Regions from separate parts of the Homo sapiens genome. Here region 1 is linked to region 2. The links are chromatin loops, found by intact Hi-C in ENCODE. Cell type or tissue: CD4-positive, alpha-beta T cell. All regions are shown on one strand. Each heading gives the region's core, and the rest is flanking DNA. Links, peaks and the distances in the headings are about the cores only. Region 1 overlaps LINC01934 (long intergenic non-protein coding RNA 1934). Region 2 overlaps LINC01934 (long intergenic non-protein coding RNA 1934).

Region 1 (15,996 bases), core at 3,365-11,364, 51 kb before region 2:
TCTCTAACAGAAATTAGTAAAAAAATTATCTAATAGAAATTTTAACAGTATACTGATTTGAAATCATGAACCATTGTTATGTGTCAATCTTTATTTTCCATTTTTAGTGATATTTGTATCTCACAAATAGAGCTTAATACTCACTCTGTTGATTACAGGCTGATATATTAGGTTAAGCAAAATACTTTTGCACCAATCTAATAGTTTGGATGTCCCATCCAAATTTCATGTTAAGATGTAATACCCAGTGCTGGAGGTGGGGCCTGGTGGGATGGGTTTGGGTCATGGGGGCAGATCCTTCATGGCTTGATTCTGTCCTCATGATAGTGAGTGAGTTCTCATGAGATCTAGTTGTTATAAAATATGGCACTGCTCCACCCAACTCTTGCTCCTGCTTTCATTATGTGACATATCTGTTCCCACTTTACCTTCTACCATGAGTAAAATTTCTCTGAGGCCTCCCCAGAAGCCAAACAGATGCTGGTGGTATGCTTCCTGTACAGTCTGCAGAACCATGAACCAATTAAACCTCTTTTCTTATAAATTGCCAGTCTCAGGTATTTCTTTATAGCAATGCAAGAACAGCCTAATACAGAGGCCATTCCTTCTATCTTTGTACCGCACACCATAACAATTCAGGGGCTTATACACAGTTATAAGGCAGAAAATTATCAAAAAGTTTTTAACTTAACAAAAACAACCAAAAACTTATCAATTAAACATAAAGAAACTATTCTTGTGTTACTTAACTTAGAGACTGAAACTTAATACTACTCTGCTTCACTATTGGCTTCCTTGGTCACTAGCAAACTCATACTGCATTAGATTCCAAAATCAAATGCCTGAAAGATATGTTAGAAGTTATGTTTTGTGTGTCTGCCTCACTTGATTTCCCTCAAATCCTAGCACCTAATTCTAAGCCCCCATGTACAAGAAGTGTACTCTATTATATCAGTCTTAACATAAAGGTAGTTTCCTTGCAATAGTCTTCCTTTGAAAAATGGATCTGAGAATGACAAGTAGAAGGTGGCTGCCTACATTTCCTGCTAGTGGTAAGCATAATTTAGATTGTAGATTCTTGGAAGACTGCCATGTAGACAGGTGGTTTTCTACATTTTTATTCAGCGCTCATATTTCTAAGTGCTGAGAAACCACAGTTATAGATGGTATAAAATACATGGCTAGATATTCAAGGAATTAGTTTAAGTCAAATATTCATCAATTCTATCTTCTAACATTTGCTCTCTGGAGTCAGGAACTAAATATTCAGATGCCCTAGTCTATCAAATCGTGGCATGTTAGACCTCAAAGCTTTGTATGGAATTTTCTATAAGTGCTGTTTCTCATTCCCATAGGGAAGTGAAAGCTATCCTTTAAATATAAAGACTGTCAAATTAGACCAGCTTTCTCAACTTATTTATTAGCAAAAGTGAAACAACAAAAAACAGTGTTTAAGCTTGTCTGTATTACATACACAATCCAAAAATGTACTTTATTCATTTACATGCATCACTTGATAGACAAAGTTAATAATCTTTAACAATTACTTTTATTGTTATAAAAGCAAATTGAAGTTATGCAAGGTTCTGTATATGCTTTATTTTACAAGTCAGAAATCAATATTATTATATAGATCACTATCAAAGCAGGCTTCTTTCTTGGCCTCCAAATCTAATCAATTACAAGCAAACTTCCTAACAATTTCTCAAACCCGTCCTTTTCTCCTCATCACCACTGACATGGCTTTTGTTCAGGCAACCATAATTTCTGGTCTGATTAATTACCGTTGTCCTAACCGGGCCAAGTTTATCCTCTTTTGATCTATGCCTCACATTACCACCAGGGTGTTATTTCTAAGAGTCAGTGCCAATTTTGCCACTCCGTTGTTTAGAATCCTTTAATAACACCCAAAAGACTATAAAGGATAAATCCTGACTGCTTATTATGTCACACAAGGCCATTTTAAATCTGGTATCTACTACTCATCCAGCCTCATCTCCTATCACTCACTCCCACTCCTTCATCCTAGGAATTCGCAAAATGCTTTGCATATAGTTGACAATCAGTATGTAGAATTAATGATTGAATTGTTTTAAGACATTGATACACAGAAAGGTTAAGTGACTTGTTCACTATCAATACAAGCTGCTATGGCTACTAATCCATTTTTTGCCACTTTATAAATCCACCAAATAATAAAAGAGGTAAGCAATTGCCTTGCTCTCTACATGATACATCCATTAGAGCACACTTAAAGTATTGAGTGTTCAGCCCTGAGTAAAATTTTTTCTCCCTTAAATAATACAGATTATAAAAATTGGATAAAAATGGGGTCAGTCTCTGTACCAAGTTAAGAAATTGCTCCTGTATTCATATTCTTCATTAATACCTTCTCCGAGTCTGGTCCTTCACTATATAGGCACATCTATTCAAACCACATGCTGTCAGTTGCCTTGCATATGCTTCCCCTATGGGCTATTTCAAGGGAATTACCAGCTTTCAAGCGAGGTCTTGGAGTAATGTGTAGGCTTCAAGCAACTGTGTGCTATTTTACCGTTATCCCTTATGTCTTTGACAATTTGCAATTTTATAAATCACAACATAAACATAATTTTAAAATAATTTTAGTCATATGTTTCAACTCTCATAGGAAATTGTGCTATGCTTAATGTATTTAATAAATCATTAAATAAACCAAATGAAAGTAGAATGTGATATAAAGAGACATGAAAGGCTTTCCCTGGATGAAATTTAACTTTACAAATGAGTCAAGAGACTTGACCAAGGGTAAGGCAGCCAGAATGTCTCAAGGGGGAAAAAACGGCAATATACAAACAATTGCATATGATTCCATGTTAAAATAACTCCTGCCTTTTCTCCCTGTCATATGGATGCAACTATTTTCTCTTATAAGTTTATGTATCGTTCACTCTGAACCTTAAAACTTTTTCATGTTACCCTTTGACAAGGCTCATCATAGAACGATATTTCAGGCCCATGGAAGTTTTAAACAGTGAATTATGATTCTTTCTTTCTGAAATCTTTAAATCTCTCTTTGCTTTTCTTCTGTTCTTGCTGGCCTCCCCAATATTTTATACATGTACAATAAATTATATGTGATCTCTGCCCTTGATATTCAGTGCCAAATGTGATGGAAACTAAGGCTTGTACCATTCTCTTCACTCTTGAATCTCCAATTCTGGTTTGGTAAAAGTCAAGGGTATCATTAATTATTTAATAAATGTTATGAGCATCCTTAACAATACAAGTTTCAATTAATTTTATTAAAAAGCATATACTATGCAGCACTTTATGGTAGAAACAAAGTTACTATGAATAAAATAATTTAATCATACAGACAAAGAAGATTCAACTATTTTCTCTCTCTTACATCCTTAAGTGATGTCATATTGATGAATTGTTGGGTGAACAATAATTTCTAACTAGGAAAGAGAACATAGAGAAAGATTTTAATTTCCCCGATTTACTTTTTAAGGCAAGATTTTGCTATTTGGCTTGTATTTGGAATTACAAGACCGAGGCCTAGCTCAAATGTAAACTAATTTTTAGAAAGCTGCCTAATCTCCCCTAACCTTCAATTTCTTAACCTGGAAATTAAAAGGGTTGGATTGGATCATTTAATCTCTAAATGCTCCCCAAAGCCCCTTCTACTTACAGCATTCTGCAATTTCATTTTGCTTTTTGTACATAATTTCTCACTCCCACTGTGATATTTTTCATATATCAGAAATGTCTTATTTATTTTGTTTATGGTTCAATGTTAAAATAAATCTTTTATTTGCATAAACATTCAGGGAACATAACATTTTCCTCTTATTCAGAAAGAAGAGCACAACCTCCGGGGGATGACATACACCATAAGATCTCTCAAAATTATTGTCACATTTTTATCGCGATCATACCTTGAGAATGGGAGTCTGAACCCCTTATTTCAGACTGATAAGGAGACCAAACAGTTATCTAGAACAAATACATATATATACATTTTTTTGAGATCTCACTTTGTCCCCCAGGCTGAAATGCAGAGGTTCCATCTAGGCTCACTCCAGCCTCAACCTCCCAGGTTCAAGCGACCTCCTGCCTCAACCCCCCAGGTAGCTGGGACTACGGGCTTGTGCCACCATGCCTGGCTAAGTTTTGCATTTTTCTGTGGAGATGGGGTTTTGCCAGGTTGCCCAGGCTAGTCTTCAACTTCTGAGCCCAAGCAATCTGCCCTCCTCAGCCACCTAAAGTGCAAGGATTATAGGTGTGAGCCACCGCGCCTGGCTAGAACAAATACTTTTTAAAAAATAATTGGACCTTAAAGACAAAAAAAAAATTAAAAGACTTATAATGGCCATAACTAATATTTATATAGTACTTATCATTAAAAGACTACATGCTTTCAAAAATAGGCTCCAGAGTAGAAATAGGTTTTCTACATAAATTAACGTGATGGAACTGAAGCACCAAGAGTTACTTGCTTCTTGCTTAAGAATAGCAATTGAGGCCGGGTGCGGTGGCTCATGCCTGTAATCCCAGCACTTTGGGAGGCCGAGGCAGGCGTATCGCAAGGTCAGGAGATCAAGACCATCCGGGCTAACACTGTGAAACCCGGTCTCTACTAAAAATACAAAAAAATTAGCCGGGCGTGGTGGCGGGCACCTGTAGTCCCAGCTACTCGGGAGGCTGAGGCAGGAGAATGGCGTGAACCCGGGAGGCGGAGCTTGCAGTGAGCCGAGATCGCGCCACTGCACTCCAGCCTGGGCGACAGAGAAAGACAGCGTCTCAAAAAAAAAAAAAAAAAAAAGCAATTGAATCCAGCTGCTTTCCACTAGGTGAAGAGTCAAATATTGTAAAGTGGAAAATATCTCAGGGTGTCTGCCCATCCCACTTCTCCTTCGAGAAGGGTCACTCACTGTCTTTAGTAGCCATTTTTGTACTTTGCTCCCTGCCCATAGCTGATCCGACTGTAAGTGGAAACTCTCCCCTTGCATAGTCAATCCATTGGCTGAATTATAACAATGAATATTTCTAGTAATTGGGTGAAGAGACACTAGCTAGTTGGTCAGTGGCACTCAAGCTGGAAGGCTATGTAAGCTAGGAGTGGGTGCCACATGCACCCTGAACTATCAAGAGAAAGATAGAGGAAGGGAGGGAAACAGAGAAGGAGAGGGGTAAAAAGGGAGAAAGGGGTGGATAGGAGACAGGGAGAGTAAGAGAGAGAGGAGCGAGAGAGACAAAGATGAGGGTGGGGATTCAGACAGAAAAAGAAAGATAAAGAGCTATATCTCTACTCTTGGGTTGTATTTTAAAAATTATGCATCCCAATAAATTCTCCTCTTTAATTCAATCTAATTTGAGTTGATGATTTTTTCTTGTAAGATATCTTTCTATAAGACCTAATGACTCTCAAATCAGTCCAGGATTCTTTCCCTAAACTCTCTTTTACTGGGCCAATGTGGTATCTAGTAACTACTACTACTATTTGCAAAAGTAGGTAAGCGGCTTCCACTAACTATGAAACAGTTATCTATTTCCATAAATGATAGCTTGGCACCAAATACATTTAAAATGTGATGTGATTTTTTTTCTTTTTCTTTTTCTTTTCTTTTTTTTTTTTTTTTCACTGTAAAAGATCAATATTCTTTCTAGTCAAATTCCAGAAATAAAAAGAAGCCAAAGAATGAGTTCAGTGAGATCCTGGATTTTCCCTTTCTCTACTTTTTCTGCAGAAAGTACGTTTTTGCTCTACTAGTTGTTATTAGAAAGAATATATTATGTAAAGTGATGGAAACTACAATTGATTTATAAGAGTTTTTGTTATTTCTGATAATTTATTATGCCCCTGAGAGTACAAAACTACTTAAAAATGCTTTTTTGCATTACAAATTTTAATACACCAGCATGGGAACGATTTAGGTTGCATTGAGTTTGAAAAAGTGCAAAAATATTGCTTCTGACATCAACAATTGATCCCCTAATTTAAAATCCTTTTTCTATGTATATCTGTCAGGTTATTTGGGTATACATTGGTATATGACATCAATTAGAAAAGAACCATTATGAGTGACATAGAAAAAAAAAATGGGTAGGCAGCGGTAAGGAAAGATGGACCTCAATGGAGAGGGGAAGACAAGGATAAACTGGTTCTGAGGCCAGCTTCTCATGACCTCCAACTTCTCCAATGCTGTGACTGTTCTGTGATGGAAACTGCAACTGATTCATAAGAGTTTGTGTTATTTCTGATTACTCCCTAAGCTCAGACAAGCAGCAAACTACTTAAAAATGCCTTCTGCATTATAAATTTTAATAAACTAGTGTGGAAAAAGCTGGAGCTTATTATCACAGAGCTCAACATGCACCTTACTTGGGAATCAGAAGCTGCAGGCCTTGCCAGGAGCTGGAGGAGCTGCAGGCCCGCCACTGCTCAGCACCAATAAGGTGAGCCCTCAGACAAACAGCAACACTAGAGGGCTGCAAACAGAGCAGTGCCCTCAAGTGACCTTCCCAGCATAAAAGAATATGCTTTCTACTTCACTTCCACCTACCACATCTTATGCACTGTGTCTCTTGCACCTCACATTAACCCGGGTTAGGGTTAGGGTTAGGGTTAGGGTTAGGGTTAGGGTTAGGGTTAGGGTTAGGGTTAGGGTTAGTGCACATCTTATGCACTGTGTCTCTTGCACCTTACATTAACCCAGAAGTACGCAGGCAAAGAATAGAGGGAAATACCCTTCCAGCTTAGTTAACTCAACATCATGTATATCCACCACACTGTGGTTCTTGCTTGCTATCATCCTCTTATTGGTGAAAAACCAACAAAGCCCAAATCATAACTTCCTCATTGATTTGACAAATTATTCTTGGGTTAAAACAAGAAAAATTATAACATTACTAAGTTTCAAGTTTAGTTTTTTTTTCGCACCAGAAACACAGTGTTTTGCATACCATAAGTGCTCATGAATATTGATAAGTTGAATTACATGAAATCAGGTGCTTTACAACCCACAATATGGGCTTGACCTAATCCCTCCTTGTTATCTGTGTTATTTTCCCTTGACCAGATTGAGCCACATATTTATTTTTCATTTACTGTCTCTTGCCAGCTCTTTATTGAGTACTTGCCAGTAATATACAACATAATATAACCTATGGTTAGTTCCCATGGCTCTTGAAATTTTTCAAATTATAAAGAGAGAGTGTCTAATGACAAATAGCTGGATTTCTAAAATATTCATGTAAATAAAAACTGTATGACTGGAGTTGTTGTGCTGCACTATTCTGAAGGGATAAACACAACATTTAATTTGTTTTACATTTTGGCTGTTTGCAAAGCTTTCCTGGGTTGTACGGGTCATTTTTATGTAAGATAAATCGACATGTCTCCTGTTAGTAGAGCTCTGCTTTTTCCAATAGTTTCTTAATGTTTGAGAAGTCATGGAATCCTCATAAGAATGTATGAAAGTTATGTACTCTCTCTCTCTCTCTCTCTCTCTCTCTCTCTCTCTCTCTCTATATATATATATATATATATATATATATATATATATATATATATATATATAGATGATTTCATACAATTGTAAAGGAGTCAGAGACCCTCTGTAGCCATCTACAGATCCTCTGGAAAGCAAATAGACCTCAAATCTAAAAACTTCTATTCTTGACTAATGATGATCGTTATGAAGAAGATACTTGAAATCTCTAAGATATTAATTCAAATGTATCATAACTACATTAAAATCTCCTCGTGGGGGTGGAAATACTTAAATTACATTAAAAAAAAAACCTGCAAGCATCTCTACCAGGCAGTGACTCTGTGACTCTGACACCGTTTTGGTGTTTACAGGCTGCCTCTTCCATACTGTCTGTGTTTTTATTTCTTTTCATTACCATTTTGACCACCTGCCTGGTGTTCTAACACAGTTCTTTCTAACTTAATTGATGCCCAATTCGTGTGTTTTAATACATTTTAAATTACCACATATTATATGGATCTTACTCTTTATGAAAATGTTCTCAAATTTTTAAATCATGTTTTTACATTTGATGCATGAACCTCAAAATTATTTTCATTCCATGTGGTGCTGATCTAATGTCAAGGTTTGGATACTGTTGACAATCTCCAAACAAAAGAAGAGATTTCTGTTTTAGTAATTGATCCCAGTTGCTTTTAGAAAGTAGGTTCTCATAATTTAAAAATGTCCAGTTTCACAAGGAGAATTTTTTTCAGCCTACACACATCTGTATAGATTGTCCATCGTCTAAATCACAAAGCAAGATTCTGATTTTTAATTTGTTCTGGCATGAAATTAGGTGCAACATCTGTTTTGCACATGTTTTACCTTTTTATCCCTTTTGCTCATTACTGCAGTTTTCCTACCCAAAGATTTCCAACTGAAAATGTTTTTGAAACCTTGATCTGTATTCTTAAAGGTAAGAAAATTTTTTAAATTAGTTTTCTGTGCTTAAAAAATTAATAAACGTGTTACATTGCCAAAGTGAGTAAATCCTCACTTTAGTAAGGTGATCCTCACCAAATTATAAAAAAGAAGCACTTACATATCACTGTGTCTAAAACTGGCTTCTCTTTAGCAAGGTGGTGAGGAAGATATAACGTATTACTGAGGTGTTACCATGCCCTCCTGACATAGCTGTAGTTTTGCCTCGGATGAGGCAATGTGGACACCATACCCTCCTGCATAGGTTCTGCTTTGGGGGTTGGCCAGAGCTCTGTCTCCCTGAACTCCATCCAGCCGAAGCCTGTGACTCCCAAAAAGGTAAGAAAGAGGGAAAATGGGTTGAGAGGCTGTTACTGATATGCTGCATTAGAAGATGAAAACTTCATAGTAAAATATCATAGGTGGGGACAAAAGAGAACAGTATATTCTAAAAAATTTTACTGAATCATTTTTTTTTTCACATACAGTCAGGCAGCCATGGGGATATGTTCTGAGAAATGCATTGTTAGGTGACTTCATCATTGTGCAAATATCATAGAGTATTCTTAGACAAACCTAGATGATATGGCCTATATACACCTAGACTATGCAGTATAGCCTATTGCTCCTTTGGCTGCAAACTTGTCCAGCATGTTACTGTATTGAATAATGTAGGCAATTTTAACACAATGGTAAGTATTTATGTATCTAAATATAGCTAAATATTGAAGAGGTACAGTGAAAATATGATATGAAAGATTTAAAAATGGTATGCCTGCATAGGACACTTACCCCTGAATGCAGCCTGCAGGACTAGAAGTTGTTTTGGGTGAGTGAGAGAGTGAGTGATGAGTGAATGTAAAAGCCTAGGATATTACTGTACACTACTGTAGACCTAATAAACACTGTGCACTTAGGCTACACTACATTATTTTTAAAAACTTTCTTCACTAATAAATGAACCTCAGCTTACCCTAAGTTTTAAATAAACTGTAATTTTTAAAACCTTTTGACTCTTTTGTAATAACATAACTTAAAACAAAACACATTGTATAGGTATACAAAAATATTTTATTTATATCTTTTCTATAAGCTTCTTTCAATTTTTAAAATTTCATCTTTATACTTTTAAACTTTTCATTTAAAATGAAGACAAAAACAAACACGTTAGCCTAGGCCTACATGGGGTCAGGATCATCAATATCACTATCTTCCACCTCCACCTCTTGTCCCCCTGGAAGGTCTTCAGGAGCAATAACATGCATGGAGCTGTCATCTCCTATGATAACAATGCCTTCTTCTTCTGGAATGCCTCCTGAAGGACCTGCCTGAGGCTGTTTTACAGTTAACTATTTTTAAATAAATAAAAGCAGTACATGCTAATAATGATAAAAAGCATAATAAATGCATAAGCCAACAACCTAACATTTTATTATCATTATTAAGTATTATATACTATGCATAATTAAATGTGCTAGACTTTTATACTACTGGTATGGCAATAAGTTTGTTTACACTAGCATCACCACAAACACTTGAGTAATGTGTTGTACTATGAGGCTACCATGTCCCTAGTGATAGAAATGTTTCAGCTCCATTATAATCTTAGGGGACTGCCATTGTATATGCAGTTCGTTGTTGACCGAAACATTGATATGCAGCACATGACTGTATTTTTCCTTTCTTCTGCCCTCAGATTTTCAGCTGCTAAGCAGATTTCTTTTCTTTTCTTTTTTGTTTTTCTGAGACAGAGTTTCGCTCTTGTTGCCCAGCCTAGAGTGCAATGGTGCGATCTTGGCTCACTGTAACCTCCATCTCCTGGGTTCTAGTGATTCTCCTGCCTCAGACTCCCAAGTAGTTGGGATTACAGGCACACATCACCATGTCTGGCTAATTTTTGTATTTTTAGTAGAGACGGGGTTTCACTGTGTTGCCAGGTTGGTCTTGAATTACTGACCTCAGGTGATCCACCTGCCTCGGCCTCCCAAAGTGCTGGGATTACAGGTGTGAGCCACTGTGCCCAGCCTAAGCAGATTTCTAAATTCCTTGCTTAGAGATACTTGAAACCCTTTCCTTCTCTCCCTAAAGATTCTGCTGGGTGATGGGGAGGGGAGGAAAGAGGTAGATGGCTCTGAGAAGACTAAGAGGGGTAGGAGAGATTCCTTGGGATTGGAGAAAAAAACTGTGTGGGTCCCTTGTTAGTGTGTGTGTGTGTGGGGAGGGTTTGTCTCCAGGGTCAGAAGTCACATACATATGATACCATTGTGTGAAAACAATAACCATCATTCACCAGCGTCCAGAAGGAAACCAAAATAAATATACCTGAAAATTAAAGGAACTTGTATTTAAATAGTTCGCTCTTCTTCTAGTCTATAATATTAAAACTTTTATGAGCATTGTTTTCCTTTTAAATGAAAAACATTCACAAAATGAAGATGATAACCTTTTTTAGCTGTTTTCCAAAAGAAGGCCAGTTGGAGCCACATAATTTAGGTGCCTCAAGCTATCTTTCTTCTAATTACTGCATGAATTCATCTCATCATCATTATCAGGTAACTTTAAATGTACCCACACAGGCTGAAGCATTCCTGGAAGTGCATTTCTCTATGGAAGATAATGCTAGACACCACAATAAAAGAAGCCAAATGTGTTAAAATGCAAGGTGAAAATTAATAAGAAAGAATTCTGACTATCTTTTAAAAATATTCAGTATTGTACAATTGTGCACATTTATCAAATTTCTGGTTTCCCCCACATAATTAGAAAGCTCTAATTTGAAAGATATCACTTTAAATAAATATTCTGTTGTTCAATTCTTTGAGAAATCTCAGAAGCTGAAAATACTAATTTATGATAGGCGAGGAAATCACTCACCAAGAAAAACAACCTGATATCCACCCTAAAACAATGCCGTGGTTTGGTTCAACTATCCCTTACTAAGCCACTTTCAAAATTAACATTGAGAAACGGTAAATTTTTTTGACAGTATTCCTTTTGCAAAACATTAAATAACTACAGAAAACACAAAGATTTCTAAATCTTCCTAATTATGTCTTCACTTATATGCATTTTTAATGAAGAACTCAAAGTAATTGCTAACTCTGGAGTAGTGGAGTATACAAATCCATTTATTTTGTTTAAAAAACATGCAGCTGTCTCTTTGAGAGCCTTTAGGAGGTGAAGCTATATGACTCCCCACCGTGGGACATTCTTAGCACTTATAGCTTACACACAGAATTTTCCACCACTTGTTCTTTACACTTAGTAGTGAATGGCTAAATCTGGAAATACTGTTTCTTGCTACTAAAAAAATAGCACTACACTCGGTAGTCTAAAGACTTGTTTTATATTCAGCAAATTTCTGAAACCCAGAGTGTAAAATTGGGTGTAAAAAGTTCCATGACAGCCAACTATTGCATCTTTTAAGTAGCTTTAAAAAATAAACTTTTAGAGCAATTGCAGATGTTTTTGTTTGCCAGCTTAGACCTGCATTACTTTTCATCAATATCAGGAGGGTTCTGAATGAATGCAGGGTTATGTCCTAGGCACTTAACAAAATATATGTGAGCACAACTATAAGTAATGAAACATTTTCTCTACCACATATGGACATGTTGGCATTCTATCCAATTATCTTACATGATGATATGGTTTAGCTCTGTGTCTCCACCCAAATCTCACCTTGAATTGCAATAATTCCCTCTTGTCATGGAAGGGAGCCGGTGGGAAGTAATTGAATCATGGGTGGGTGGGTTTTTCCTGTACTGTTCTCATGATAGTGAATAAGTCTCATGAGATTTGATGATTTTATTAAGGGGACTTCTCCTGCATAAGCCCTGTTGGCTGCCACCATGTAAGACGTTTCTTTGCTCTCCCTTCCTCTTCTGCTATGATTGTGAGGCCTTCCCAGCCATGTGGAACTATGAGTCCATTAAACTTCTTCCCTTTATAAATTACCCAGTCTCAGGTATGTCTTTATTAGCAGCATGAGAACAGACTAATACACATGGCAAGTACATGGTATTTTCAGCAGATAATTTTGGGCAGTGACATGGGACAAGGAATTGGCAGCATCTGGGGGTGGGAAAGACTGTATCAGCACTGGCTGTTCCTGTGGTCACTTATCTTCCTTTGAGCCCCATTCCTCACCTCTGTAGAATGGAGATTGTATTAATTATAATAAATCTGATGTGATGATTGACTGCTAATATCATATATGGAAAATATGGAGTCCAGGGTCTCGTGCAGAGTCTTTGATGACATTGAGATTATTGTGGCTATTACTAAGAGGATGACGACTGCAGCACATGCTGCCTGTGTTCCTCCCAATTCTCTCAGATCTCTTTTGATCTGCCTGGATATGGTGCTTCCATTTTCAAAAGCCATACCTGTGATACCTCCTCAGAGGGCTACTCTCTGGCTGCCAGAGCCTATGATTGTTGTGAACAGAGAACAGCGAGTAGCTGAAAACTTACATCCTTACCATTAATGGGACTTGTGTGGGTGTAAATATCCCATTTACCCAGCACCTGCCAGGGTGATCTCTGAGGTATGGCCTGCATGCCTCCAGAGCTTCTTCATCTCACTAGAACTTGGCTTAATCCACCCTGGCTTGGCCTTCTCTCCTTCCCAGTCCCACTGTCTGTTCCTTTTCTTTTTTTCCCTGGGAATATTTCTTAGTAACCTACTTTTCCACAAATTCTCATCTGAGAGTCTGCTTCTGGAGAGCCCTAATCTAAGGTAGCAATGAAGAAAGAGGTCAAGAAGAAGAGAAGAAAGATGGATGTAATGGTTAATTTCACGTGTAAATTTGACCGAGCCACAGGTACCCAGTTATTTAAGTATTATTTAAGTGTGTCTATGAGAATGTTTCTGGGTGAGATTACTATTTGAATTAATAGACAGAGTAAAGCATATTTTCTTCCAATGTAGGTCTCATCCAATATCTTGAAGGCATTAATAGACCAAAAGACTGAGAAAGAGAGAATCCACTCTCTCTGCATGATGGTCTTTGAGTTGAGACACAGGTCTTCTCCTGCCTTTGGACTTGTTGGACTTGGACTGGAACGTACTCTATTGGCCCTCCTGGTTATCAGTCTTCAGACTCCAGAATTGCGTGATCCAATTTAATAAATCTCTCTCTCTCTCTGTCTCTGTGCGTGTGTGTGTGTGTGTGTGTGTGTGTGTAGTGGAGGATTGAGAAGTAAAGTTATTTCTAATACTCTTCACTTAGAGTAACAATAGAGTGTGTGTGTGCTGAATTAGAGTAAGAATAGACTGTGTGTGTGTGGTGAATTACAGTAAGAATTAGAGTAAGAATAGAGTGTGTGTGTGGTGAATTACAGTAAGAATGAGAGTAAAAATAGACTGTGTGTGTGGTGGGAAGGACAGTGAGATACGATAGAGAGATTATTTCTGTGGTGGCAGATGGAGCCAGAACCAGCCCTCCTACATATCCCCAAGGAATATGTAGGGGCACAAATCATATTATGGATCAGAAGATTCACATTCTTTCCCTGGTGGATTTCCAAGGTGTACAATTACTATGCATCTTACAACATTTTTCTATATTAGTCTACTAGTCTATATTAGTCTGCTCCTTTGAGCTGCTTAAGGTCAGGGGCTATGTGGTCAGGAGCCACCTGTGAATGCCCAGTGCTCACTGAATGGTTGATGGTTAAGTTAGTGGTTGAGTAAATTAATAGTAAGAACTTCACAGAGTCATCTCATCAATGCCATATTTTGAGTATTCTCTTTTATAACACATTTCTTTAACTAAAGAGTGACCACATAATATGATGAAAAGAACGGGGGATAGGAACCAGGAGCCCTGAACCATGATTATTGTGTGTTGCTGCCAACTGATCTGACTTGGAAAATGTTGTCAGTTTTTTGAGCTTTAGTTTCCTCACTAAAATATTAAAATATTTGAATTTCTAATATTATATTAGCTTTAATATTATACATTTGCCACTAGAAAAAAATAAGCTTGAGAAGAGTAGAAAACAGAATTTTTCTATTTGCATTTTGTATGAAATCTAGAGTGATGATAACCAGTGATCAATCTTGGCAACTTGAGTGTATAAAATTTTTCAGCCCTCTTTAAGATTACAAAACTATAAATTCAAAACTACAAAGGTAAATATTAATTTAAATGAGAAAAACGCTACAAGCTACATAATTGAAAGGTTAAAAATGCAGCAAGCTACATAATTGAAAAGTTAGAAAATAGCATAGATATCAAAAATTCAAGAAAATGTATTTCAATAATTAACCACCTGACACAACTTTATTTTCCCCAGTTTTTTTTGGCTGCATACTCTTTGATTGCTTCTCCATATGATAATGATTTTACAATGTTATAGAGAATGTAGATTTAGTCTTTGCTTTTGTATGACTAAAAGGTTATTTTTTAGTTGATAACATAGAAAATTTTTAATTGATTTTGACATCTGAGCTTCTAAATTTCATTACAATATGCTAAGTGAGTTTTTGGCATTTTGAAGCTTCTGCCAGTCTTCTGTCTTTTACTTTGTTTTTTTGGATTCCATCAACATACTTCATTTCAGTCATATTTGAATGTTGAGCTGATGAACAATCATAAAAAACATACAAAATTAAGAGGAAATTAAGTTATACACTATAGCAAACCAAATGCTTTCTTGAAATGCCACCCTGTAGTATGAGCCAGTATGACTGTATAATCAAATTCCTTTTTTACCATATATATCAACTTATTGATGTATGTGCTCATTTCCTCTCCTACAAAGTAAATGGATTTTACAGGGTGGTGTTTTTAACTTTTCATGATGAAAACTTTCAAATATGGAACAATAGCACAGTATGCATCCATGTGCCCACTGCCTGGATTCAACAATTGTTAACATTTTGCCATATTTACTTCATTAACATATTATGTTTACATTTCACAGTGCCACTGAAAATGTTGCATACTTTCTCTGAAGCTGCCAAACTTCCTTAGGTAAAAATGAGTGAGATTCTCTAGAACGTGTTTAGATGTATAAAACATGCAGCATCTCATTCAGAGGCATTCAGTGTAGTACAACAACAGGTTTTCTGATTATTATGATAAACTATATTTTGTGCAATTCCTCGAATAGTATGTATAGTGCATATTTAACTGTATGCATTATGTTAACCAGTATATTCCTGACAGGAAAGAACTTGCATTTTCATTAGGCATGCATGACAACAAAACCGTCACCTTTCTAATTTACATATCTACTGACTGGATGTCTTTTCCCAGATTCACTGCAGTTCCATTCATGTCCATCTATGTGTTTCTTCCATTCCTCACATTTCTGATACCAGGCACTGCAGGATGGTGTTTTAAGACTTCTAGCCATGGATAGTAAGAGTATTCTTAGAAGTCATTTGTACCTCTGAAGAGCTAACCATAATCTCACTATGCACAGCAGTGATGGCAAAAAAAATTATTTATCCAATCTCTCTTTATATGGAATCCCAAAAATGTTCAAAGCCCTTCCTATGTTGCCTGATATGGGGATGTGTGTATATAGGAGGTTGGGGT
Region 2 (15,996 bases), core at 3,285-11,284:
AAGCCAATGGATTTGTATATATTCCTCATTTAATCATCCAACAACTCACAAATGAGGAGGCTGAAGTTTAGGGAGGTTAATACATGTACCCTGGGCTAAACAGCTGGTCAAAGACGTAGAGTCAGATAATTGGAACTAAGCCCCCAATCTTAATGTAAGACTTATGTGGTAGAAGTTATAAGCACTAACACTTTGGGGAAATAAGGAAACATAATAAAATGATAAAGAAACCCAAAAAGTTAATATTCATCTATGTGGAAACCTATCAGGTAGGTGACTAAGTCATCAAGAAAATGAAAAGATGTGTGGTAGACCTGGAGATGTGCTGCCCTCACCCCCCGTGCAGCTGCAGGGAGAGCTGTCAGGAGGCAGCCTCTAACATGGGACTCCTTTGGGATCTGCTTTAGTGCAGGGAGCCACCTTGTTTGCAGTCTCACCCTGTCTGAGGCAGCCTGCACAAAAGCCCAGCCATCCTGACTCATCAGCAATATTCTCTCTAGAGACACCTACTGGGTTGGCCAAGGCTTTGCCAGGTCTGCTTCACAGTGTGAGATCTTTCTCCATCCTATCTTGCTTTCAACCCTACTATTCCAGATATTCATTCCTTTTAAACCTTCTTCATCCAAAGGTCTGAGGAACCAGAGCTGTAACAATACTTCAAAGTTTTTGACAAAGAATAAAAATTATTTTATTGCTAGTTTAGGAATTTTTGAGTCTCAAGAATCTTTACATGTAAACATACCAAATAATAATTTTTATGGTAGTCTCAAGACATAGAGTTCCCCCAAATTGGGGTAGAGGCTTGGGGTGTGAAGGTAGTAAGAGGCAGGTACCTACTTAACTCTTCTTCAGACTGAATTGATCAGGTAATTCAGAACCACATCTGGTTTTGACAACATGCTCATGATATATCCCCCAAATGGAAGCCTATATAAACTACCTTATCCTCCTGGGTCTATAGTGTTCCTAGTTGCTGATTCCATATTATTATTCTAGGCAGTCTGATGTATGTACCTATGACATCAGTTCCATATCAGAATATTTCTACAAAATTACTTCCAAGACAGTTTTCAAATATAAAGAGATTATCCTCAATATGCTTCAACAACAATCAAACCCTATGCTATGTATGGTATCAATATTCTAAATAGAAAGCATTGACTGACACATGATATAGAATTATCAGAATCAGTCTCTATTCTCAGTCACTTTTCCACCCTCAGGTAGCCTCCTTTAACATCATGCCTGTTCTTAGTACCATTTTACTCTCCATTACTGTCAACTTTGTTTTATTAAGGAGGTCATGGTAATTAAGCCATTTCAAGAAAATTCTCATTTTTAAGGAAAGGGAAACTTGGAACCCAAGAAAACTTTCTAGACTCCAGACAACAAAGCAATCATAGGGAATTAAAAGGCATATGGCTCATATCTGGGGACAAAGAAGTTTTTGGCACTGTGGCCAGGCTTGTAGAGGGAATGCATGTTAAAGGAAGAGGTGAGAGGAAGCAGAAGACTTTCCCTCTCCCTCTTTCTAGATCCACCTCACCAGGAACAATGATAAGATGGCATGCCACCCTGTGTTTGATAACAGTTTCAGATATAAAAACATGGTCTTTATTTCTTATCAATGAAAACTACATGGGTATTTTTGAGGTATTACTTGGGTATTAACTCAGAAAATTCATAGATATAGGATTCTAGAGAATTAGATAACTTATGCATAATATAAATAAGCAAGTTACACAGGTAATAGCTAATCTAGCAAACATGATAAAGAATCAGTGATAGATATCAAAAAGGGAGAAGAGAATAAAAATATTTGGCTGTAACTTTACAAAAATCACTCATTATTTTAATTATGCATATTTTTAAAAACTAGTCACAAATCATGGATATGGATATTGACCAAGTCATAAACTTTGAGCAAATAAACAAATACACATATTTGAAACTGACATGATCTGTTTCTCTTAAATGTAAAAATTTTACAAATTACTTATAAATTATTCCAATTTTCTTTCAGTTTTTAATTCTGAACTAGTTTTAGCATACTTTTTACTCTACTGTCAACTCATTTACATTAAAATTAATCTAGAAGTCTACAATTAAGCAACTCCTAGATAAAATGGGTTACTCAAATGTGTATGTTTTAATGAATAATTGCATGTTGCTTGATACTTTTGTTCAAAGAAAATGTCACCAAAATCTTGTTTTGGATGTAGGTGCTTCTATTCAAGGACAGAAGCTGCAAAGGGGCTTTCTGCAGCACCAGGTGAGAATCTCCTAGGAATTAGGGATGATATTCGTGCTTGGGACCTGACCCCAACAAGGAGTCCAGAGCTCTCCATTCATGCTGCCTCATCTCCTGAGGCTGATTCACAAGGGAGGGTGACAGCCGCTTTAGCTGCTCTTGTCACCACAAGGCACTGACCAGCCTTTGGCTCATATAACAGTGGAACACGTTTTGGAGTTTCTCACTTCCTCTGTGCCTGGAGTAGATAATGTTGCAAAGACTAAAATTTACAAACTCAAATCTATCTTGTAAAAGAAGAGTAGGAAAGCCATGCTAACAGATTAAGACTTAATACTTTCAGTAAAGAATAGTCATTGGAATCACCATTTTTATATACCATATTTGAATCATGTAACACTTTTCTCAGGGTGGTTGAATTCATCAGGAAAAAATATATAGAGATATATTTATAGCTACATTCATGTGTTACTTTGATTTTACTTAGATTGTTTAAATTCTCCCCAAAACTTGCACAACTCTAATAATTAAAAGTTATTAGAGTGAGGGCTGATCTCAAGGTAAAAAGATAAAATTATAGCTAACTCACTCTCCGAATGACTTGACTTTAAAAAGCTAGTTAAAGATTAAATAATAATAATAAAACTTACATTTGAGGGCCATTCTTCACTGTTTTATAGATCCCTAGCCATGCATTCTCCCAGAGCTAACATAAAACTGCCAATCAAAACATGTTGAGTTCCTACTCTATGCCCTCAACTGTATTAGCACTCTGTTGACTGTAGAATCATCCACAGGAGAGGTCACTCCCATCAACTGGGTGCATGATTCAGGGCAACTGCCTTGGAATGCTTTTTTAAATTTTATTTTAATTTTTATTTTTTGAGACAGGGCCTCACTCTGTTGCCTAGACTGGAATACAGTGGCATGATCATGGCTCACCGCAGCCTTCATCTGCTGAGTTTAGCAATCCTCCCACCTCAGCCACATGAGTAGCTGGGACTACAGGTGTGTGTGCCACCATGCAGGCTAATTTTTAAAATTTTTTGTAGAGATGAGGTCTCATTATGTTGCCCACACTGATCTGAAACTCCTGAGCCCAAGGGATCCTCTTGTCTCAGCTTGCCAAAGTGCTGGGATTACAGGCATGAGCCACCGCACCCAGCCTTGGAATGCTTTTTAACTGAGCTGGGTTTAGCCCCTCTTAGCTTTGGTCTTCTCAAGTGTAAAATGGGGATAACTTATTTCTTTTTTAGGGCGATGGAAAAAATAAATAAGACACTTTATGTAAGGTGCCAGGCACAAGGCTTGGTATTTATAAATGGTGAATGCTCATATTAGTTAGTAATTGTGGTTGCAATAGTAATTTATGTATGTTGCATGCATAATGTATGTAGTAGCAGTGGTTATTCCATGTAGAAGCTAGCTGGGGGGGCAGGAAAAGCATGTTACAATAGCCACAGCTTCCCTAGTATCCCTGGATCTCTGTCAATAAAGTGGGTAGCTGCATTGTGTAGCTGCTTCTCCTGGCTTAATTTCTATAAATGTGTGAGAAAAGAACTCATAAGAGGGAGAAATATCTTCTGTCCACACCCCAGGTCACAGGCATAATCAGAGAATATAATCATTTCCTAATTTCAGAATCCAAGGTATATACCTATGCCTAAATTTTTCCATCATTGGTTATTTCTTGCAGGACAAATAAGAATTTGGTCCCTCACATATTTCACCCAACATGTCGTCCACTTACAATGTACCAGACACTACATATGGTGGGGAGAGTTGAGTTGTGTTCACTCTTTTCCCTTAAGAAGCTAGTGTACAAAAGAAAGATAGTCATGTAAACAATAAGAGATCATGAAAAGAGAACAGAAATCTAAAACCCAAGAGGAAAACTGAGCAGCATAGAGCAGTTCAGAAATCTAGCGGACCTCATAGTGAATAGGCTGGAGCCAAATGCTTCTACCATTGCCTGTGTCTCCATTTGTGTTCATTCCTTAAACTTTGCTTTTTAAAGCATACTTTATAAAAGGAAAATGTGGCGCATTGGTATCACTTTTGGTTGTATGATGTATTGTCATGCTATAATTTTAACAAAGGTGCTATGCTAGCCATAGGGAAGGAGAATATTTCATTCCTTACTCATTGCTAGATTCATGGCTGAGGCACCAATAAAAAAAGACAGATTAATAAGAGAAAAGCGTACTCATTTATTTAATGTAAGCTTTATGTGACACAGTAGCCTTTATAAGGAAACAAAGATTCAAAAAAACAGGTAACCTAGTGTATTTTTATGCTTAGATCTGATGGAGAGATGGATAGATATGGAGAAGTATGATTGGATAAAGTGGGTGTGATCTAATAATAATAAACTGGGGGGAGTTTAGCAAGCCCTTCTCGTTCTGATTCTTCTCTGTGCCCCTGTGCCTTCAAAGATAAAGATGTTCCTTTCCTCTGGGTTTAGGAAGGGCACCTTTCAAATGAAGGTCTCATGACCTGCTTCAAAAAAGAAGGGTAGGAGAAAGCCAAAGAGTGATCTTCTTAGGTTTTATTATATGCTTCAGGTGAGAAGGGTGAGAAGAAGGTGAGAAGGGTGAGAAGGTGAGAGTGGCCTTCCTGCTTCTGCTGTTTTCTCAAATGCCAAGGTGCCATATTTTGGGTAACATGTCCTGAATCCCATTACCACTCTAATCAATTCTAATATTTGATAGTAGAGTACAGAGAATAAATTCCAATTCTTTTATTGAGGCAGAGATATAATTATGAAGTATATACCAACACACATTTCCTAAGTTTATTTGAATATACAGTTGACCCTTGAACAATGCTGGGGTAAGCGGCACTGATCCCTCCCTGTGCAGCAAAAAATCCATGTATAACTTTTGACTCCCCCAAAACTTAACTACTAATAGCCTACTGTTGACCAGGAGCCTTACAAATAACATAAAAAGTTGATTAACACATAAATTATATGCTCTATTATGCACTATATTCTGATAATAAAGTGTGCTAGAGAAAAAAAATTAAGAAAATTGTATGGAAGAGAAAATGTACCTACTATTCTTTAAGTGGAAGCAGATCATCATAAAGGTCTTCATTCTCATCATCTTCACGTTGAGTAGGCTGAGGAGGAAGAGGAAGAGAAGGGGTTGGTCTTGCTGTCTCAATGGTGGCAAAGGCAGAGAGGTGAGAAGGTGGAAAAGGAGGCAGGAAAGGTAGTTATACTTGGTGTATCTTTTATTGAAAAAAAAATCCATGTATAAATGGACCTGTGCAGTTCAAGCCCATGCTATTCAAGGGTCAACTGTAATGAGGATTGATGTATACAGGTTGAGTATCTCTTTTCTGAAATGCTTGGGATCAATGCGGGATTTTGAATATTTTCAAATTTTGGAATATTTGCATATATATAATGAGATATCTTGGGGGATGGGAACCAAGGTTAAACAAAAAATTAATTTACGTTTTCTATACGTCTTATACATGTAGTCTGAAGGTAGTCTTATAAAATATTTCTAATAATTTTGTTCATGAAACAGAGTTTTGGCTGAACTTCAACTGCAGTTCATCAAAGGAGATCAGGTGTGAAATTTTCTACTTGTGGCATGACATCAGCACTCAAAAAGTTTTGGGATTTGGAGCATTTTAGATTTTGGATTTTCAGATTAGGGATAATCAGTTTGTATTATAAATGCAAAACATAGATTTTTAAACAAAAGTTCAGTGAGAAAATTTGGAAAAGTTGTTGATGGGAGAAATAAATTTTATCTAAACTTTACTTCTCTGGCAAAAGTAGAGCCTCCTGGAAAACACAGCTGCCATTAACCCCCCGTATGGGGGAGCTTTTAGGCAAGAAGGAGACTGCCTATTGTCATTAGGATGAAAATGTCCAATAGAACCTTCCACAGCTATTGCAACTCTAAATTTCCCCACCCACTTTGTTAAACTGATATATAAATCCTTCTATTTAGGGATTTATTTAACTACTGGGTCTATTGTCAATTAATTCACAGGTCCCATCACTCAAGCCTAAATTGGTAGAGAAAGAATTTTTCCTACCAACACTGTTCATTCTGTGGCATGAAATGAAGGAAAATAAAACTTCCCCTTCCTTTCCATAGGCAAGATTCCACAGGTCTGAAAATATAGACTTTAAAGTATATTTTTAATATTTACATTCATTTGCTTTGATTTCTTTTTCAGGATTTATGGGATTAGCAAATTTGTTATAGAATTGGATACAACTCATTTATTTTAGGACCATATCAGTATATCCTTCTACTATATCTTGTTAATTATGCAAGATATTAAATAATAGAATTTTTGCTTAATACAAACATGTTTGTGATTAACATAATATTTTCGGTATGTCTGAAATAGAATTTCAAATGTGTTGAACTGAGTAAAAGCTGTTTTATAGAATGACAGACATCTTAGTCAAGGCTAAGCATATCTAGAAACAAAGCATGAATATCAAAAGGGTAACGTGCGATCTTAGTTTCATGTACTCATATTTTAAGAATCATATATAAATTGTGGTACTCACCACACCCAAAACAGTGATATGTTTCCATAGTAACTGTTGATCTACTTATAACAAAACAAGGATGGTGAGGAAGGAGAAACAAAGAAAACAAAGTTAAAAACAGAATTAGCCCTGAATATATAATGACCACAAGAGAAACAGTTTGGTAGAGCATGTTGAGAGGGAATATTAACTCAGGAAAATATTAGGAATTTGTGATATTTTTGAAGACAAGAGTTATGTTTTCTGTTTCTTTTAAATCTTTCTGTAGTCTGAAAAAAAGCCATGCACACAAGGGGCAATCAATAATTAAATGAGAGAAAGACAGAGAGGGAGAAAAAGAGAAAGAAAGTAAAGAACAGAGGAAAGGAGGAAAAAAATGAAAAATGAAAACATTCAAGAAAACAAACATCTCTCTACCATCAGATCAATAGGCATGAAAATAATAGAACAAATAACAATAATCAGTTTTCAAAAATAATGATCAACTGTGAATGCTAAAGGGAGAAAATATCCCTTTTTAAAACCTATCATTGTAGGTGTTCACAAATGCCACTCAAGTCACTCTCAACTCCGGTTGCCACTTTAATAAGAAAGGCTCAGCCTGAAGGTGAATTATTTTCATAAGTTTGAGCTTAATTCATTCAGCCAGTTTGAATTTTGAGAACAGAAAAACATGTTTCCTTCCCCAGTGGCATTTTTATACTCATATAAGTCAAAAGTAACTATCCCGTCAGCAACTCAAGTAATAAAAGAAAAGCATGAATTTGAAGATTAATGCACTTAAACACACATGGACATTTTACAGCATGTTTGTAGGTATTTTGGTTTTCTAAATGTAACCTTTGACGTTTAACTTTTGTACATTCTTTTCTAAGCTTAACTATCTTTAAACTTTCAATAGCAATTAAAAACTAAATTGACCATATTACTAAGGTTAATTTACTTGTGTTGCAGATTAAAACAAAAATTATTCTGGCTGTACTTACAAAGCAGTTTGCCTATGTAAACTTCAAGGCTTTATAAGAAGATCATCTGGTGATAAGTTTGGAATTACTCTGTTGACTGAATAGAAACTATGTGCTTCTGAGACTTGGCTGTGCACACAAATCACCTGAGATCGTTAAGATGCAGATTTTTATTTAATAAGTCTGAAGTAAGGCCTAAGGTTCTGATTTTGGACATCCAGCTGATGTGAAACAGACCACATTTTGAGTAGCAAAGCTTTAGAGAACTATAATCTTTTGTTAAATATTTTCCATTTTCTTTTCCTTTTCGATTTGTGATTGATTCTTTTACAATCTTAACTTGTAGAAGAGTGAAGAGTTCTAGCCCTTTATGTTGCGTAGTACATAAAAAGAACTGCACAAATGGACTCTCCTTAGAAATTTGTAAGAATTGCTTCCCCTAAAAAGTTTGATTGTTTTCCTACTTGTCTTTGGTAATGATGAAGATCGCTGATCCTTTGGAGTTCAATTGTTGGGACAAATTTTGCTGCATTTACAAAAATGTGCTGATGTAAAAGTCTAAAAAGTAGCACAGATTCTAAAGACATCTCCAGACCTGAGTAACAATAACATTTTTGGCGACACACAAAGGAACAGGAAATTGTAATGAGTTTCTTTTAGCCCAAAAAGCAACCACAAACTATATTTCATACTGTTATTGGAACAACAGAATCAACATCCTCCATATGGGCCAGCAAAAAAGACACCTTTAAAATGCTATTGGAAGCAATAAATTGAAAAATGGGGCAGGTTAAGTGTGTAATGATACAAGCAAGACACAAACAGGAAGCCAGCAAATCTTAAGGGAGATCTTCCATGGCCTCAACTCTATTAAAATATACACATGGAAGTAGTTTTTCATGATTTTTTATTTCTGGTTTTAAATTTATTTAAGTAAAGAGCAGGAAAATCCACCTCAACAGTTTCCTGAAACTGTGCAGTTGAGTTCTTTTATTACAACCTTGGTTCATTAAAAAATTGTAAAACTCAGGGTATGTTTGCCCCTGTGATTAAAGTCAGAAAATATTGGTATATGGTCCTTCTACTCTTTCAGACAGGCAGAGAATATGAGTCAAAATTTGTAGCTTCTTTTTCTCTGTATATATGTCCACAAGTTTTTAGTACAATCTTAGGTAGATATCCAGGCAATTCAATCTATCTTATTTATCCTGTTAATGTCAGAATTTTTTGATAAGTTATAGATGGTCAATGAGCAGAATACTTCATAGAAGAGAGTAGAATATAAGTACATTTATTTCATTTTATACTAAGATAGTTTTTTTTTCATTTTCATGAGGTAAAGTTAACATATAGATATGACAGCAACAAAAATACACTTTTAAAAAATAGTTGGATTTTTAGCCAGTTCTACTACAAATATATTGACTACCTGATTTTAGCTTTGTTAAAAGCTAGTGTGGATAATAAAATGCTGCTACTGACCAATCATGCATTCTTCTTAATCTGTCTTTTATACATGTCCTTTAAAATGGAGGGGAAAAGATGGTACATGATTAACTATATCTACTAATGTGAGCCAAAAACAAGTCAGGAACAAAAACTATCTAAAAAAATCAAGAAAGCAATCACATTTAAAATAGCATTAAAAAATGCTTAGGAATAAATTTAACCACAGTGGTGAAAGATCCCTACGCTAAAAACTATAAAGCACTGATGAAAGAAATGGAAGAGGCATAAATAATTGGAAAGAGAGCCCGTGTTCATGGATTAGAAGAATTAATAAGGCTAAAATGTCCAGAGGAGCCAAAGCGATCTACAGATTCAATGCAATCTCTAACAAAATTCCAATTGCATTTTTTACAGAAATAGAAAAATCAATCCTAGAATTCATATGAAGTCACAAAGGACCTCAAATAGACAAAAAATCTTGAGCAAAAGAATGAAGTTGGAAGCCTTACACTACCTGATTTCAAAATATTACAAAACTATAGTAGTGAAAATAGCATGGTACTGTCATAAAAACAGACACATAAACCAATGGAACAGAATAGAGGGCCGAGAAATAAACTTATACCAACATAGCCAAAGAATCTCCAACAAGAATACGAAGAATACACAATGGGGAAATGGCAGTCTTTTCAAGAAATGGTGCTGGGAAAACTGGATCTCCATATGCAGAAGAATAAAAGTAGACTCTTATCTCATATCATATATAAAAATCAAAATAGATTAAAGACTTAACCCTAAGATGTGAAACTCTAAAATGAGGAAAACAGGGAGAAAGTTTCAGGATATTGGACTGGGCAATAATTATTTTGGATATAACCCCAAAGTGCAAGCAATAAAGGCAAAAATAGACAAATAAGATTGTATCACACTACAAAGCTTTGCACAGCAAAGGAAAAAATCAACAGAGGGAAGAGACCAACCTACATAATGGGAGAAAATATTTGCAAGCCATGTATCTGAGAAAGGGTTAATGTCTAAAATATATAAGGAACTCAACTTGATAGCAAGAAAACAATCCAATTAAAAAATAGACGAAAGACTTGAATAAACATTTCTCACAAAAACACATACAAATGGCCAACAGATACATGAGAAAAATGCTCAATATCACTAATTTCTTTTTTGCAAAGAAAAACAAAGCCACAATGAGATATCACCTCACACCTGTTAGAATGGCTATGATCAAAAAGACACACAACACAATAGACACTGGTGATGACACAGTAAAGAGAATCCTCATATACTGTTGGTGGGAATGTAAATTAGCACAGCTGTTATGGAAAACAGTATGGAGGTTCCTCAAAAAACTAAAAATAGAACTACCATATGATCCAGCAATCCCATGTCTGGGTATATATCTAAAGGAATTGAAATCAACATGTCAAAGACATACATGCACTCCCATGTTCATTGCAGCATTACTCATAATAGCCAAGATAGAGAATACACCTAAGTGTTAGTTAAACTGATGAGTGGATAAAGAAAATGTGGTATATATATTCAGTGTCATACTACACAGCCTTAAGAAAGACAAAAATCCTGTCATTAATGACAACATGGAGGAACCTGGAGGACAATACGCTAGGTGAAATAAGCCAGGCACAGAAAGACAAATACTATATAATCTCACTTATATGTGGATTCTAAAAAAGTCAAACTCATAGAAGCAAGGGCGAGAATGGTAATTGGAGGTGGGGATGTTGGCCAAAGGGTATAAAGTTTCAGTTAGATAGGATCGATAAATTCTGGAGATCTAATGTACAGCATGATGTCTATACTTAATAATATATTGTATACCTGAAAGTTGCTAAAAGAGTAGATCTGGCTGGGCACGGTGGCTCACACCTGTAATCCCAGTACTTTGGGAGGCCAAGACAGGCGGATCACCTAAGGTCAGGAGTTGGAGACCAGCCTGGCCAACATGATGAAACCCCATCTAAACTAAAAGTACAAAAATTAGCCAGGCATGTTGGCATGTGCCTGTAGTCTCAGCTACTCCAGAAGCTGAGGCAGGAGAATCACTGGAACCCAGGAGGTGGAGGTTGCAGTGAGCCAAGGTGGCGCCACTGCACTCCAGCCTGGGAGACAGAGAGAGACTCCGTCTTGAAAAATAAAATCAAACAAAAAAAAAAAAAAAGAGAGAGAGAGAGATGTTAAATTATCTCATCACCAAAAAATGGTAAGTGAGGTGAAGGATAGGTTAACTGGCTTGATTTAATCATTTCACAAGGTATGCCTGTATCAAAGCATCACATTGTATGCTGTAAATATATATAATTTTTAAAAAGCAAATTACATAGTGTTTTGGGTGTTTAACCATTTGCAAAACATCAGTTCATGTACACTGGACTTCCAAATTTTCTAAATTATTATATATTTTAAAATGTAATTTGATTGAATGGGCTAAAAAGTTTTCAAAATACCATCAAGAATATAGTATATGCATTTATGAACAGGATGCAATGACTTAAAATATTAAAGTGACACAAACATTCACATAACATTTATTAAGCAACTCCCCAAAGCCTAGAACTTTAAAGGAATCAAAATCCCCTTTTAATGTCAGAAGGTAGATTAATTTTTTAAAATTTTCCATGAAACTAAGGGTAAAAACAAAAATCCCTAATTTATAAGGTTGCATAAACTCCAGTTTCCAGCACTGACCACTAAGAAAACTTGGAGGAATGAATTTCTTCTACATTCCCAGAATTTTCCTTTCTTTTCTAGACAGGGTCTCACTCTGTTGCCCAGGCTGGAGTGCAATGATGCTATCATAGCTCACTGCAGCCTTGATCTCCTGGGCTCAAGCCTCAGTTTTTTGCCTCAGTCTCCTCAGTAGCTGGGACTACAGATGTATACCACCATGCCCCGCTGTATTTCCAATATTATAAGTACTCATGCCCTTATGAGAAAATAGTATCTTAAGCAGAAAGGCATTTTGCTAAACTCAAAATGGAACTAAAATTTTAACATCTGACAGCAGAATTTCTTACACAGTTCAACATTTTAAATTTTGCATAAATATTTGTACTTATGAGTACAAAAATCTGACCCACATCATGATATATTCTCAAGATTCTGATAGCAACTCACATAGTTTTAGTTATAATATAAATGAGAAAAATGTATGCTAAATTTTATGCCTTGTATGCATGTAATGAATCAATTTTTCAAGGACTACTATCAGGCTTAAGTGATATAAATAAAGAACAAAATAAAGTTCCTGGTGCACAATAAGGTCTTCATCTCACCAACAAGTAATCATGGCTATATGAAACTGCCCTTTCAGTTACCTCATATAGCATTGGCTCCTCTGCAGGGTAAGACTACCCTTTCTCTAATGCAGATATTGCATCCAGAAGGCCATGGGCCATATTCAGTTGAAAGATACGTGTGGCCTGAAGAGTATGTTTTGTTTGGTTTGGGTTATGCAATATGATATTTTGAAGAACTTTCCAATTTGGTATTCTAAGACTATGTTTTGGTTTGCTCTGGTATTTTGCAATTTGGTATTTGGTATTTAGATGGCGCCTAAGCTGGCCACCCCACCCCATTTCTTATTCTTCCCAATTGTTTAATGACCCATCTAACCCACTCATTTTTGTCACCTGTCTGATCTCTGCACCAAGCCCTGCACTATTAGCAAATCTCAATGGGAAACTCTCAAGTAAAATAGCTTCCACTGTGACATCTTCACATGAAAGAAAAATGTTCATTTTCCTTACACCATGATTGGTATGTATCCTTTCATTTTATATGACAGCAAGCCAATATTTGAAATGTTAGGGAATACTCAGCACAAACCAGCTTTGGCAGCATCTCAGCAACTCCTGTGACTCTGAGCATCCTGGAAAACTGTCTGCTGATCTGTATGCTGCTCAGCTTTGGATTTCAGTCTGCTTTGCAACATTATCTTGCTCTATTGAATGAAAATGTGAAGTCTTCCTTTTTTCCTACCCTGCTATTCTCTCAAACCCTCAGACAATGGAATTTTCCATTAGAAAGAGAGAATATAGCACTTGGAGGGGAAAAATCAGTTTTTTGTTCTTCTTCTGCCCACTATAATACAAAGCTTTGCTCCTCCTCTCGGGAGAACGTAAGGCTGGCTGGCAGTCAGTTTGACAGAAGGAGAGCAGTGCAGCGGAAAATTGGATAACAGGATAAAAATCTATGGGGCCACAGGAATCCCATCAAAACTGGCTCCTCCTGTCAAAACCCAAACAAGTGACAAGGACAAATATAGAAAGTTATTTATATTTAAATATTTCTAATGATATCGTAATTATACTTCTGTCTCTGTTAGGCAGCCATTTTCCTGTGAGCCACAACTCTGAAAACCAGATATTGTATGTTGGAGAAAATCTACATAAGAATCAGACAGCTTCAATTCAGACATCTGGGAAAATTCTATGAACTCCTCAAATAGCTATTTCTAAAGGACAGAGCATAACAATTTGTTTTTTCAAAGACTTTTTTTAGAGTGCAATAGCCAAATTCAATAAATATGGGTTATTCCCAACTCTTTGGGCATGGGAAAACCAAACTCTCTAGAAGGTATGTAATAAATTAATTTTACTTAAAATTAAATTTGATATTTTGAAAAATGTCCTATTTTATTTTATGACAATGCATCATATTGTGTCATTGGGTAGGTCAATTTTCTGACTAAACTTTAGAGTAAGTTCAATAAACTGAGATTTAAATTGTCAAAAGATATACATTTTCTCATTTTCAAACTTGGAAAATGGGTTTAATATAGATATTCTATATACATTAAAATTAATTTTATTATTAAAACCAGACATTTTGGAATACTTCTTTGAGAGAATACAAGTGATATCAAAGAATTTAGCACCACAATGGAAGACAAAAGTGAACAAATACATAGACTATATAGGATCTACTGTATATTATACTTCTACAAAACTTTAGTCATAATTCCTAAGGACTTATTCGTCATCGTTATTAAACACATAGTCTTCCTCTTTCATAGAGGGATAGCTATGCATATACATATACACACATCAGACCTGTGCAACAGAAAGCGAAGCAGAGGACTGTCAGCATGCAGATTCATTAATTTATATTGAAAACGATGTATTTATTGCCCTTAATATTCAAGACAACGTGTCAAATGCTGGCAGTAAAGGCTAATATTAAGGGATACTTCAGTCACAATAATATGTCATCTAAACATCTGAGAGTGCTCTATACAGAGATCAGAGCAACTGAGGATCCTCCGTTCTATGGGTCCTTTTCAGTTGAAATATCTCTGACGTGTAATCAATGCTTCCAATTATCTGAACCCATTTTCCAGAAAAAAATTTAATTTCCCACTGCTGCCAACTCTCTCCTTCTACTTAGCTCTAACAAACAGATTTCCTCATTTTTGCTCCTATGTGCCATCGTCATTTCTGTCTTCTCTTGTTTATGTTCTTCCTAAACCTAAAGTGGTCTTGATCTTTTCCTCTTTCACCTAAAGTCCCATCCTCTAAAGTCCACCTAAAGTATCACTTCCCTTTGAAGCCTTTTGACAAATCCAATGGTTGTTTACCTTGTATAAGGCAATGTTTTCGGTGCTTAATGTATATGACCATATTTAATTGCCACAATTCCATTAAGAGTGGTAGGATCCCATTTTAAAGATATGAAAAGATCAGAGAAGTAAATTGTCTCAAGTAACACAGCTAAAATGTAGCAGAAACCATATTCAAGCCCCATCTGTCTGACTCAAAGGCCTATGTCCCTAACTGTTCTGTTATTTTGCTCCCTCTTCTAAGATCTTTTTTCTCTAAACTCATGTTCTAAATGGTACCATATGGTGTAGGGTTTAATTGTTCTTTGGTTCATATATTTCTATTCTGGGTTCTTCAGTTAGATAATAAATGTGTAAAAGTTTACTGATCTCCACCCCAGCCTAGTACCAGGCATTTAATCTGTTAATGGACCGAATCTAGCAAATCTACAAGAGTTTAACAAATAAAAGGGAAGCTGTATTTCTCAGATTATTGCTGTTTGTCATTGATTTGGGTAATTTATAGTTCTAGTAGCCCTTTGGGACTATTTGCACTCTAGTGCACTATAAAATGTGAAGTCACAAAAGAACATCTTAACCTGTATTCAGTAAGTCTTTTACTAAGACTTTGTGAATAGCATTTTACCAGGTACATGGGGGAAAATACTAAAGATGTCTAAAACATAACCTCTGCTCTCAAGAAACTTGTGATCTTGTTGTAGAGAGGTTTCATATATATTAAATTATTTATGTGTTATAAAGTATAGGGCCAAGCCAGGCATGGTGGCTCATGCCTGTTATACCAGCACTTTGGGAGGCTGAGGTGGGTCGATCATTTGAGGTCAGGAGTTCGAGACCAGCATGACCAATATGGTGAAACACCAGCTCTACTAAAAAAAATACAAAAACATTAGCCAGATGTGGTGGCACGGGCCTGTAATCCCAGCTACTTGGGAAGCTGAGGCAGAATTGCTTGAACCCGGGAGGCAGAGGTTGCAGTGAGCTGAGGTTGCACCACGGCACTCCAGCCTGGGTGACAGAGTGAGACTCTGTCTCAAAAAAAGAAAAGTATATGGTCCATGTAAGTACGTATACTACGTATTATATATGTATATGAGTTAATATCTAAAACATGAGTTTATACATAAAATACACTTTAGTGCAGTGCCTAGCACACAGTAAGAGCTCAATGAATATGTACATATCCAAAAGATCTAATGTATGGTAT

The links. Hi-C counts contacts between places; a loop is a spot of excess contacts. Peaks named below come from ENCODE experiments on the same cell type or tissue, not always from the same donor. Only the 100,000 strongest peaks of a DNase experiment are listed, where the experiment ranks them.
Region 1: a loop joins it to region 2, with 2.0 times the contacts of the local background. A loop is called at or near these places in 4 of 110 quality-filtered maps.

The regions. Positions count from the first base shown.
Region 1 is chr2:181,266,455-181,282,450 of GRCh38, reverse strand. All of the region lies in intron 3 of LINC01934 (long intergenic non-protein coding RNA 1934), which reads right to left. Among named protein-coding and RNA genes, the nearest start is that of MIR4437, 31 kb to the left of the region's middle. In CD4-positive, alpha-beta T cell, for the core only: no CTCF peak of the experiment used is centred there; DNase peaks (open chromatin) are centred at 6,490 and 6,710; H3K27ac peaks cover 1,828 bases.
Region 2 is chr2:181,215,849-181,231,844 of GRCh38, reverse strand. LINC01934 (long intergenic non-protein coding RNA 1934) reads right to left here. Exons shown (of 5, transcript NR_130784.1): 2 at 5,310-5,374. Among named protein-coding and RNA genes, the nearest start is that of MIR4437, 82 kb to the left of the region's middle. In CD4-positive, alpha-beta T cell, for the core only: no CTCF peak of the experiment used is centred there; a DNase peak (open chromatin) is centred at 6,794; H3K27ac peaks cover 2,172 bases.